2 separate regions of the Homo sapiens genome follow, and region 2 is linked to region 1. Evidence: chromatin contacts called from ENCODE Hi-C data. All regions are on one chromosome and are shown on one strand. The core of a region is the stretch at or near the end of the contact, and the rest is flanking DNA. Distances in the headings are between cores, read along the strand shown.

Region 1 (4,655 bases), core at 1,685-4,184:
GAAATCTGACACTGAAGTCCTTACTCTATGGTCCACTTCTCCATTAGAGTTAGTGATAAAGGTCATTGGCACCCTGCTGCCCGACTTAAACTGAGAACCAAACGCTTGTGCAAAGTTCTCAATCTGATACGTTGTTCTAGGCTCTATGTCTTTCTGAGGATCTATCTGGCTAGCTAACTCCTGAGATGGAATCTGAAAGCCTGTTGAAGACTCTAAGTTTTTCTGTTCCTTCTGGCTAGTCAATTTCTGAGATGAGGACTGGAAGGCTGATGAAGTCTCTAAGTTCTTCTGAGAATCTATCAGATCATCCAGCTCCTGGGAAGGTGTCAACTGCTGATGTGTAGCATCCAAAGCAGACAAATAAAGACCTGGCTGAGATCCAAACAACATCCCAAAAGGAGGCTTTGGCAATGAAGATGGCAACACTGAGGTAACAGATTGGCCGAAACCACACTCCAAAGGAGACGTAGTGTATATTTGTTTTTCTGGAAACAAAGTGTGGTTGTGGAGAGGTGAAGACAAACTGACAAATTGGAAACCGTGTCCAAGAGTAAAACTTGCATTAGTGGATTTTTCAAAAGCCTGTTGGAGGTATTTGGAGTATTCTTGCAACATACTTGCTTTATCATTTGAAGGTGTTTGGGTGCCTGGGCTCAAATTTTCTTCTTGAACCAATTCTGAGTGTTCTCCTGAGGTGTGTAAATCCACTCGTGGTTCTGCAATATTGAAAGGATCCTCTTTCTGGCTTTCTGATTTGTTGGAGTATTGATCCAAAATACTTTGTAAAACCTCATCAGGAATTCCAGACTTGTCATGACAAGATTTAATTTCAGCATTTAGAGCTGAGGAGTCAATAAGTGACAATGGTGCCTCATTGTCCAAAACACTGACACCTGCAGACTGAATGACAGACTGTTGGGAGACCATGTGTCCTACGTTTATAGAAAAGGCACTGTTGCTGCTGGCAGTTGGTAAATATCTTCTTTTCTTTGAAAACTGCATGGCATCATCATAATTACTACTTATCTGACCTTGTTTGCCACTTGTACTTTGGAGAAGACCAATGGTCTCCACACTATTATTTGATACTATGCCAAGTGAGCCACTTGGTTTTCCAGACAAGGATTTCTGTCCTACTATGTCTGGTAATGGTGACACAAAGTTAAGGTAGTTTTTATCTGTATTCTTTCTGCTTCCTTTCTTAAAGATCAATTTTGGCACCCTCTTCTGCAGTTCATCTATTCCAGTGCCAATTATGCCTCCACTGGAAGACACGGTAGGCATTTCTACTGAGTAACTCTGCATGTTTATATTATTTGAAATTTGCGATTCATTTGTTTTACCGGTCTTCTGTTCCTTATTTTCAATAGCTATGCTTTTTGACTTTGTTTTTCTCCTTGAAGAACTTGTATTTCCCTGAGACAACACAGCCAGATTACCCATATTGGTATGGTTTGATGACCCAGGTTCTGCACTAGTGGCTCCTTTAACTATGACTTCACCACATGTGCGCCTGTGCTTCAACAATCTATCAGTCCTTGAAAAATACTGTTGGCAAGTGTCACACTTATATGGCTTTTCTCCACTATGTGTCCTCTTGTGTCTCTCCATATGGTACTTCTGAATAAACTTCATGCTGCACTGATCACATCCAAATGGCTTCTCTCTACTATGAATTTTCTCATGTCTCTGTAGTAGGTATTTCTGAATGAAACCCATACTACACTGGCTGCACTGGAAAGGTCTTTCTCCTGTATGAATGAGGACATGTCTCCGCAGGTGATAGGAGCTTCGGAAAGCAGCACTACAGTGATCACAGATATGAGGTTTCTGACTTGGGGAGAGGATGGCACCTTCTCCATCTCCAACCAAAGAAGGTTTGGAAGATGCACTTGGCTTCCTCTTGGCTTTGATTCCCTGAGATTCTGGCTTTGGCCTTTTTGCCTTTTTGACATTAGTGTCCTGCTTTGGCTCCTCAGTGCCATGGTGGTCATCAGTCCTGCTACTGCTGCTGAGTAATACGTCACGGTGGTGCTGGGCTGGTTGCTGCTGGACATGCTGGTGGAGAATACTGAGGTCCTGGATGACGCCGTGACTCCCCCCTTCACCGCCTCCTAGGCCTGGAGACCTCTCTTCAGCTCCAGCGAACAGCCCCCCATAGTGGTGGTGGTGATGGTGGTGGTGGGACTGCTGCTCCTCAGGATCCGCGGGTTTCTCCTGTTTGATGCTAACCAAAGACTGCAAGAACCCCCAGGAGGTCCTCTGCGAGGGGAAGGCCGCGGCTGACGCCGCCGGCTCCTTCTTGAAAGTCATGTCCGGGGCTGGCGGAGGGGGGGGCTCAGCGGCCGGGGCTGCGGAGGTAGAGGAGGATAACACGCATTGCGGGGGAGGGGCGGCCGACCCCGCCGGCCGGGTGAAGCTGGTGACCGGGGGAAGACGGTGGTTGAACATAACCATACCCTGGGGAAAGGTGGGTTCCATCTCTGCCCTCCTGCCGCTGCTGCCGCCGCCGCCGCCGCCGCCACTACCACCGCCGCCGGAGCCGCTACCACCGCTACTGCCGGTACCTCCGCCGCCACTCAGGAACCCACTGCCGATTTTCATACCCCGGAGGAGGCCTGGCTGAAGAAAGGAGGAGGAAGAGGGAAGAGGGAGGAAAGGAGGTGGAACCGGGCCCCGGGCCGGGACCACCGCAGCGCTAAGGACCCCGCCGCGCCGCCGCCCAGACCGCAACGCGCCCAGCACTAATTCCCAGCCCAGTCGCCTCCGGCACCGGCACGCATGGTCCTGCGACTCTTCCCCAGGCCTCGCCCTCTCCCTCCTGGACCCACCGGCAATACTTACGGGTCCCGCCGCCGCCGCAGCCGCCGTCGCCTCCAGTTAATAAAAATAACGCCGTCCTCTCCACAATGGAATTAAAAGCCTCCCGTGTACTGCGCAGCCGCGGCGCAGTGTCTGCTGGGAACTCCTCGACCCGGCCAGAGGGGAGGGCTAAGGAGCCAGGGCGCCTGCGCCGCAGCTTCCGCCCGGCCTGCCTGTCAATCACTGGGGCCGTTGGGCGGAGGCGGGGGAGCAAGGGCAGGGGAGGCGGGGATTTGGAGCCCTGCTAAAAAGGGGCTTTCGAGGCGAACAGGCGTGATTGGTGGGCTGCACTGAAGGAGATGAAAGTGGTTGAGGGTTTCTGGGGGAAAGACGCTCAGGAGGTGGAACCCAAGGGGCGGGAAGTTACGGGGGACTGTACTACAGCGTGGCGTGGGAGATGCAGAGAAAGGGGCTGGAAGAGAAGGTGAGGGAAACTGAGGATTCAATGTTAGGGCTTTCTTCACTCTAGGTTTTGCAATCCAGGTCTTGAAATAAAATTCAAACCTAGAAGTGGATCATTGAGGGCACTTTTGATTCTATCAAGAAGCATTCAACTCCAAATGCTCAACATTTATTAAAACAGGTGCTTATGTTATCCCTTTGAATTTGGAAGCACTAATAATGGGCGCATATCCTTTGCATTTATGGGAGGAGCCTGCTTTGAAACCGCAATTAGTGGTACCGTTGCAACAAAAAAAAAAAAAAGAAAAAGAAAAAAACTTGTCTTACTGCCAACCTTCCTGAAGGCTACTGGAAGAGGAAACCGAGCGTAATCCAGGTGCAGCAGTCCTGTAAAACACGCCCACACACATACTTCATTATCATTACATCTTATTTAAATGCCCCCGTACCTTAGCCTGGCTAATCAGTCTGTTTGCCACGTTATGAATGCCTGGCCCTTTATATTGTTTATGAAAAATTAACCACCAGGCCATTCTAAGAGCTCTGCTAGGATCAACTCTTTCCTCGCCAGTACAGAATACCGAGAAACTCATTGCAAATTTAGAAATTTTTCTTGTAAGGGAAAATTATGAAGTAAAATCTTAAAATCAAAGTTATATCAACAAAATCAAACAACAAATATTTATTCAGTGTCTAATGTACACAAGGCACTCGATTTCATGTTAAGCATGCAGAAATCTAAACCAGACACTTTCCTAGCAAAGGATATTTATAAATGAGAAATTTTAAATAAAAGAACTAGAACTATGACAACAGCTTATTTACATAGTATGTTTTCTTAATGAAGTTACATGTACATCACAATGTTTCTAGCTAAATAACTTCTCATAATTAAATAATAAATTCTCTGGGAAATTTCACAATCGAAACCATAGGGATTATTTACTAATACTTATGGACCTCTCTCAGCCTGCCCTAAAAATTTTACAGACAATATTTAATGAGAATTTTGAGATAAGAAGAAATTGCTTTTTTTCTAATCCCATGAAACAACATGTAAGTATTCCACCACTTAAACTGACACTTTAATACTGTCAAGTATAGTTGTGATATTGTGAAATATATATTTGGACTTTGAACCGTTTTGTGGCATACAACTGCTAAAAATCCTTGGAATCTGCAAAGTAATAAATGTCTTTTTGTATGCTAATGAAGCGACTGATGATGGCTGGCAACCCCTAGGTAGCTTCAGGATGGGGGCTGGTCACCGGAAAGACCAAGGCAGGATTAGAGTTTGGGACTTTCAGTCCCACCCCCCGACCTCCGGGGAGGAGAGAGGGATTGAAGGTTAAGTTGATCTTCAATGGCCAATGATTTAATCAATCATGCCT
Region 2 (5,245 bases), core at 364-2,863, 6.3 Mb after region 1:
TGGCCTTAGATAGTGTCTTTGTCTTTGAAGAGTCAGGGGCATCTGGGGAGCTGTCTAACCGTATCTATCCTGTAGACTCGGGAGGAAGCTGCTGGCTGCTGTAGACAGAAGAGAATCCCTGTGCTTCGGGCTCCTAGGAAGGTGTCTGCCATCCTCTCTGTGCCACTGTTATCTGTCTTCTTCCCCATCAGATAACACCATCCACCGCTGCAGGGCTGAGCACGGCACCTTGTACATGGAGCTAAGCAGATGCTGCTTGAGAAGAGCATATGTTTGTGTCGGGGGAAACATGTCTCTCCTTGGTCCACAGAGCCCTACCTGCCCCAGGAAAGGACAGTGTTGGGAGGGTAACTCCCACCCCTCACTCCTCCCCCTCATTCCTGCCTCCACAAGCATCTTCTGGGAAAGGTGAATGAGGGAAGAGACATTTGCACTTGTCCCTTACCTACCTAAGTTCTATCCCCAGTGGCCACTTCTGGGGGTGTTGTCTTCTCTCTGGAGTTTTGGGGGACCTATTAGGGGGCATGTGTGGCCATAGGTCAAGCCTCATTCTCTAACTGGCCTTACCAAGACTTAAGCTGAGGTTTTGTGTTCACCTGTCTGGGTTGCTTGCCATTTCTCAAATGTTCTGCCAGTCAGAGGTGGGAGGAGGTCGGCAGGAATGTACTTGGTCATCTCGAACCCCATCAGAATGTGTGTGGAGGCCTCCTGGCAGCTTCTATGCAGGGTCCAGCTAGATCCCTGGGCTTTTCCTGAGATACACGGGGCTAACCCACTTCTTACGGATTAATTTTTCCACATCGGAAATCAGAAGCCATTCCCCAGGGCCTCCCCTTCAGTTTCATTATCTCCTTTGACTCTGCCCACAACCTTTGAAAAGGTCTCGCTGTTCTTCCCACGGAGAGAGAGGTGCAAGGCTTGCTCAGCCTCACACAGCCAATCCGTGGCAAAGGATGGCGGGAATTCAGGTGGCCCCAATCTCAACCCATCCTCTTCCCACCCTGTATCCTTTTTAGTTTATTTACAGGAAAACATGTTCAAAGGTATAATTACTAAAGTGCTCCTGGTTACACAATAATACGTCTTTACTGAAAAACAATAAATTAATGAGAAAAGAGATGCAAAAAACCTCAGAGGAAAATGTTGAAGTTAGGGAAATATTTAATACGCCCGCCTTTGGCTCACACCTTTTCCTGGGATGAATGACCCCTGTGATTCCAGCTCCCCCCCACCCCCACGAGGTCTCATCTAGCTGGATACCTACAAGCCATCCCTGTCCTTGGAAATACACCCCTCTCCCAATTCGCTGCCGCTAAGAAGCCCAGACAATTGGAGAGGAGTGGATTTTCCATCTGAATTATGCAGCTCCTTTGACACGCCTCCCCTCTCCCTTTGCATAGCCTTGGTTAAGAACTAGCATTTCTTCGTCCCCTCTCCCTGTCCCCTCTCACTGTCCGCGAGGCAGCAGCCCCCAGCCTACTCCGCGATCCTCCCAGCTCCCGGCACCGCGCGTCCTCCCCTTTAAGGCCCGCCCCTCCCCCCACGCCACGCCTCCCCAGGCCCCGCCCCCCGCCCCTCCCCTTTAAGGACCGGCCCCGGACGCAGACGAGGCTGTGACGCGGCCGCCGGCCCGGGGCTGGGTACATTGTCGCGCGGCCGCTTCCCCCCGGCCGGGCCCCCGCCGCCCCGCGGTCCCCAGAGCGCCAGGCCCCCGGGGGGAGGGAGGGAGGGCGCCGGGCCGGTGGGAGCCAGCGGCGCGCGGTGGGACCCACGGAGCCCCGCGACCCGCCGAGCCTGGAGCCGGGCCGGGTCGGGGAAGCCGGCTCCAGCCCGGAGCGAACTTCGCAGCCCGTCGGGGGGCGGCGGGGAGGGGGCCCGGAGCCGGAGGAGGGGGCGGCCGCGGGCACCCCCGCCTGTGCCCCGGCGTCCCCGGGCACCATGCTGTCCAACTCCCAGGGCCAGAGCCCGCCGGTGCCGTTCCCCGCCCCGGCCCCGCCGCCGCAGCCCCCCACCCCTGCCCTGCCGCACCCCCCGGCGCAGCCGCCGCCGCCGCCCCCGCAGCAGTTCCCGCAGTTCCACGTCAAGTCCGGCCTGCAGATCAAGAAGAACGCCATCATCGATGACTACAAGGTCACCAGCCAGGTCCTGGGGCTGGGCATCAACGGCAAAGTTTTGCAGATCTTCAACAAGAGGACCCAGGAGAAATTCGCCCTCAAAGTAGGTCTGGGGCCCGGGGAGGGGAGGCGGGGCCGGTCCCGGGCCCTGGAGCTCCACGGCGTCGGGTGCCCGTCCCGGCCTGGGTCGCGGCGCGGGGCGGAGGGGTGGCCGCGGCGGGGCGGGGCGGGGCGGCCGGGCCGGCGGTGCCGAGTGCGGCGCGGGCGGCGGGTCCCAGCGCCCTCGCCTCCCTGACCGCTTCCGGCCGCTCCCGGGCGGGAGCCCTGGGACCCGCTCCTGGGGACTCAGGGGACCCTGCCATTTTGGGGTTTGAGCGGGATCCAGCCGAGTCAGAACGGTTGGCTTCGGGACTTCTGCTAATTTCACTCCATCTCAAGGAAGTGATTTTGGGGTTGGTGGTTCCCCGTCCTCTCCTCCCTCCTTTTTCTCTCTCTGCGGGCACAAAAGGCCCATTACTCATTGAGCCGGTTGGTCGGTTGGTTTGGAGAAGTCGGATCGCAGAGGTTTATTTAGCCTCGCTCCTTATTTGGGAGCCGGAATGTGTGATTTCACTTCCCCGAGCCTCGCGAGGGCAGCCGGGCCGCCTTGGGGCGCGCCGGGCAGGAGGTGTGCGGCGGGAGGGTCCTGGGTGTCCCCCGGCTGCGGGGGCGGGATTATTTGGATCCCGGAGCTGGCCCCCTCAGCTGGCCCCCTCCCACGCCCGCGCGGGGCGGCTCCGGGGAGAGGCCGGCGGTGTCCGCGGCCCGGCTGATCATTGTGAACAGAGTCTGTAACCCGCGGCCGGGCCCGTGCTGATTCCGCCTCCTAGAGAGGGCCACTTGCTGTCCTGGACTCGCGCCGTGATGGGCAGTCTGAGGAAACATTATCCTTGAGCCGGGGGAGCCCATCCCTTTTCTTTCTTTAAGGGGTGTGGTGGTGGGGAGAATAAGGATTCAAGTGAGAATATCGACTTCAGAAGTTAAACACAATGGACTGGGAGGTCTCATGAGATGGGTGGGTCCGCAGTGAAGTGTGAGCCGGTCTTGCAGGGTCACCAACAAGGTTTTCCTCTCACAGGGGTTTCAGGTCAAACCAATCTCTAAAGGTGACGCCTCAGGTCTGTTTCCCCTGGGGTGTCTCAATGATTGGAGGAGGAGAAAAATACTTCCTGTGTTATATTTTTCTCTTCCCCTTCAGCCCCCACAGCGAGCTGTATTTCAGTTGTCAAGTACAAAACTCAGAAATGTGGTATGGGTGGAACTATTGGAATATACGATCAGATGTTTTAAAAGAAACACCAGTACTTCGGGGTTGTACGGGGCAAGCATGTTCCATTTCTAGATTTTAAGGCCTCTAGAATTGTTTTCCTGCTGCTCTCATACTCAACCCTGTTACAGTGCTTTGCTTTCTACTGTAAGTTATTGCTCTGGGATCTCGGTTGTTGTTTAGTGTTGACTGTTGGAGAGGGGATAAGTATCTTCAACACTTCAACATTTGTGTCTTAGACTTCTCTTTCCCTACTCATAACTGAAGGGAAAGGAGGAGGAGGAGTTGTTTGGATTGAGCATGGCTCTGACCTTGGGGACTGGAGTTGGGTGAATACAGTTTGACCACAGTTAACCTGTATCATTGAGGAAGTGACAGACGGTCTTTACAGGAGTGTTTGCTGTCCCCTCTGAGACACCATCTGCCTTCACCCATTAGTAGTTTGGGGACACTGGCTGTTCATTCTCTTGGATATTTGGAATATTATGTAAAGACTTCAGAACAAAAGCTCCCAACTTCTGCTCTGTATTCTGTTTAATAGACACACGCACAAAATCATCCTATAAAATGCTTTTGAGTGGCAATTCAGATTTCTCTTGTAACTAACGAGAGAGAGGTTTACATATTTTTCTACTTTGAATAGTTTTGGAAGGAAAAATCCAGCAGCGTGTTAAATAACACTCATAGTTTATCCCTCTCAGGTTAGAAGTGGGCGAAGAGTGAAGTCAGTCTGTTTTGACAGGCAGCCTGCTCCCAGATCTTTTAAGTTGACTCAACTGTTAAATTGTGGATTTCCCACACACGTCTTTGTGTTAAAACTTAATAATGGAGGAAGAAAGGAGAGACAAGGCATTTGGAGACTGACAGCAGTGTTAACAGCACTTCCATATCCAAATATTGGCTGAGACATAATTACAGCTGTGGGGGGAATCTGGTTCAAAGAACGCTGTTCCAGAGACACACACCAAAGAGATTTCTAGATCTTGAATTTTGATTAACCTCAGGTGCTGAGTAGTGAAATGGTTTTCAAAACCAGAAGTCTAGTGATTATAAAGCAGGAGAGGAAGATGGAGTGGGGCAAGAGGGATTACCCCCTTGGGAAGGTGCCTGAGAAAAGGGGAGGAGACCTCTATTCTACAGTGTGCCGAGGCCAATGCTGGGGGCTAGGGCAGAGCTGGAGGGCAGGAGCCCAGCCTCTGCTGGGGTTCAGAAGTCTGCTATGTTGCAGCCCTGAGAGTTGATGGGAGCTGGCAGCTGCTTAGATGCTCTCCTCTCTGCCTATAGTCGGTGACCTCTTAGCCCTGTTAAGTGAAATCAGCATTTGAAAAAGAGTCCCAGCTCACCCTGCTGCTTCTCTCCCTCCACCTCAGAGAGCTCCCATTTAAATGCTTTTGGTGGGTGCTTTGACCTCACCTCACCATCTCTCCTGGCTGCTTTTGCTAAGTTCTGAGTCATGCTTCCAGTCAGAGTTGCAAGGGACTTGAAAGGTCATTTTGTCCAGCCCCCTTATTTTGCAGAAGAGAAAACCAAGGCCCAGAGTGAGGGAGTGACTTGTTCAAGGTACCATAGCCATTCACTTGGCAGAGGCAGGATTGGAACCCAGGTTGCCTGACTCCCAGTCTCAGGCTTCTTCCCACTTACTTCCTAACTGAGCCACGGGCTCAGGCACATGGCCACCTGCTGCTCCAGGGTGCTTCCAGCCTGAGGAGCTGTTCTGTCACCTCAGGCCCTGACTGACAAGAGGGGAGGTCAGCGAAGGGGGCTGGATGGGTATTTGCTGCTCCTGAGAACAGTCCCCAAAGTTGGAGGGGAACTTCAACAGTAG

Evidence for each region. A loop is a pair of places that touch in the nucleus more often than their neighbours do. Pooled maps may share reads with other maps.
Region 2: a map of ascending aorta shows a loop between it and region 1 (10-fold over the local background). The contact joins the promoter of MAPKAPK2 here to the promoter of ZNF281 in region 1. A Hi-C loop is called at or near these places in 1 of 168 maps with a recorded cell type or tissue (ascending aorta), 1 of 37 single-sample maps with no recorded cell type and 4 of 50 pooled maps.

Annotation. Positions count from the first base shown.
Region 1 is chr1:200,407,102-200,411,756 of GRCh38, forward strand. It overlaps ZNF281 (zinc finger protein 281), which reads right to left and starts at 2,935. Exons shown (of 2, transcript NM_001281293.2): 1 at 2,845-2,935; 2 at 1-2,622. The coding sequence starts at 2,604. RefSeq lists enhancers at 2,184-2,761, 2,762-3,339, 3,340-3,917, 3,464-3,513, 4,189-4,655 and a silencer at 2,944-3,123.
Region 2 is chr1:206,683,292-206,688,536 of GRCh38, forward strand. It overlaps MAPKAPK2 (MAPK activated protein kinase 2), which reads left to right and starts at 1,614. Exons shown (of 10, transcript NM_032960.4): 1 at 1,614-2,217. The coding sequence starts at 1,939. LOC124904495 (a long non-coding RNA gene) reads right to left here and starts at 1,515. Exons shown (of 3, transcript XR_007066833.1): 1 at 450-1,515; 2 at 60-252. RefSeq lists silencers at 1,590-1,769, 2,230-2,279, 2,290-2,379, 2,790-2,879 and enhancers at 4,219-4,780, 4,781-5,245.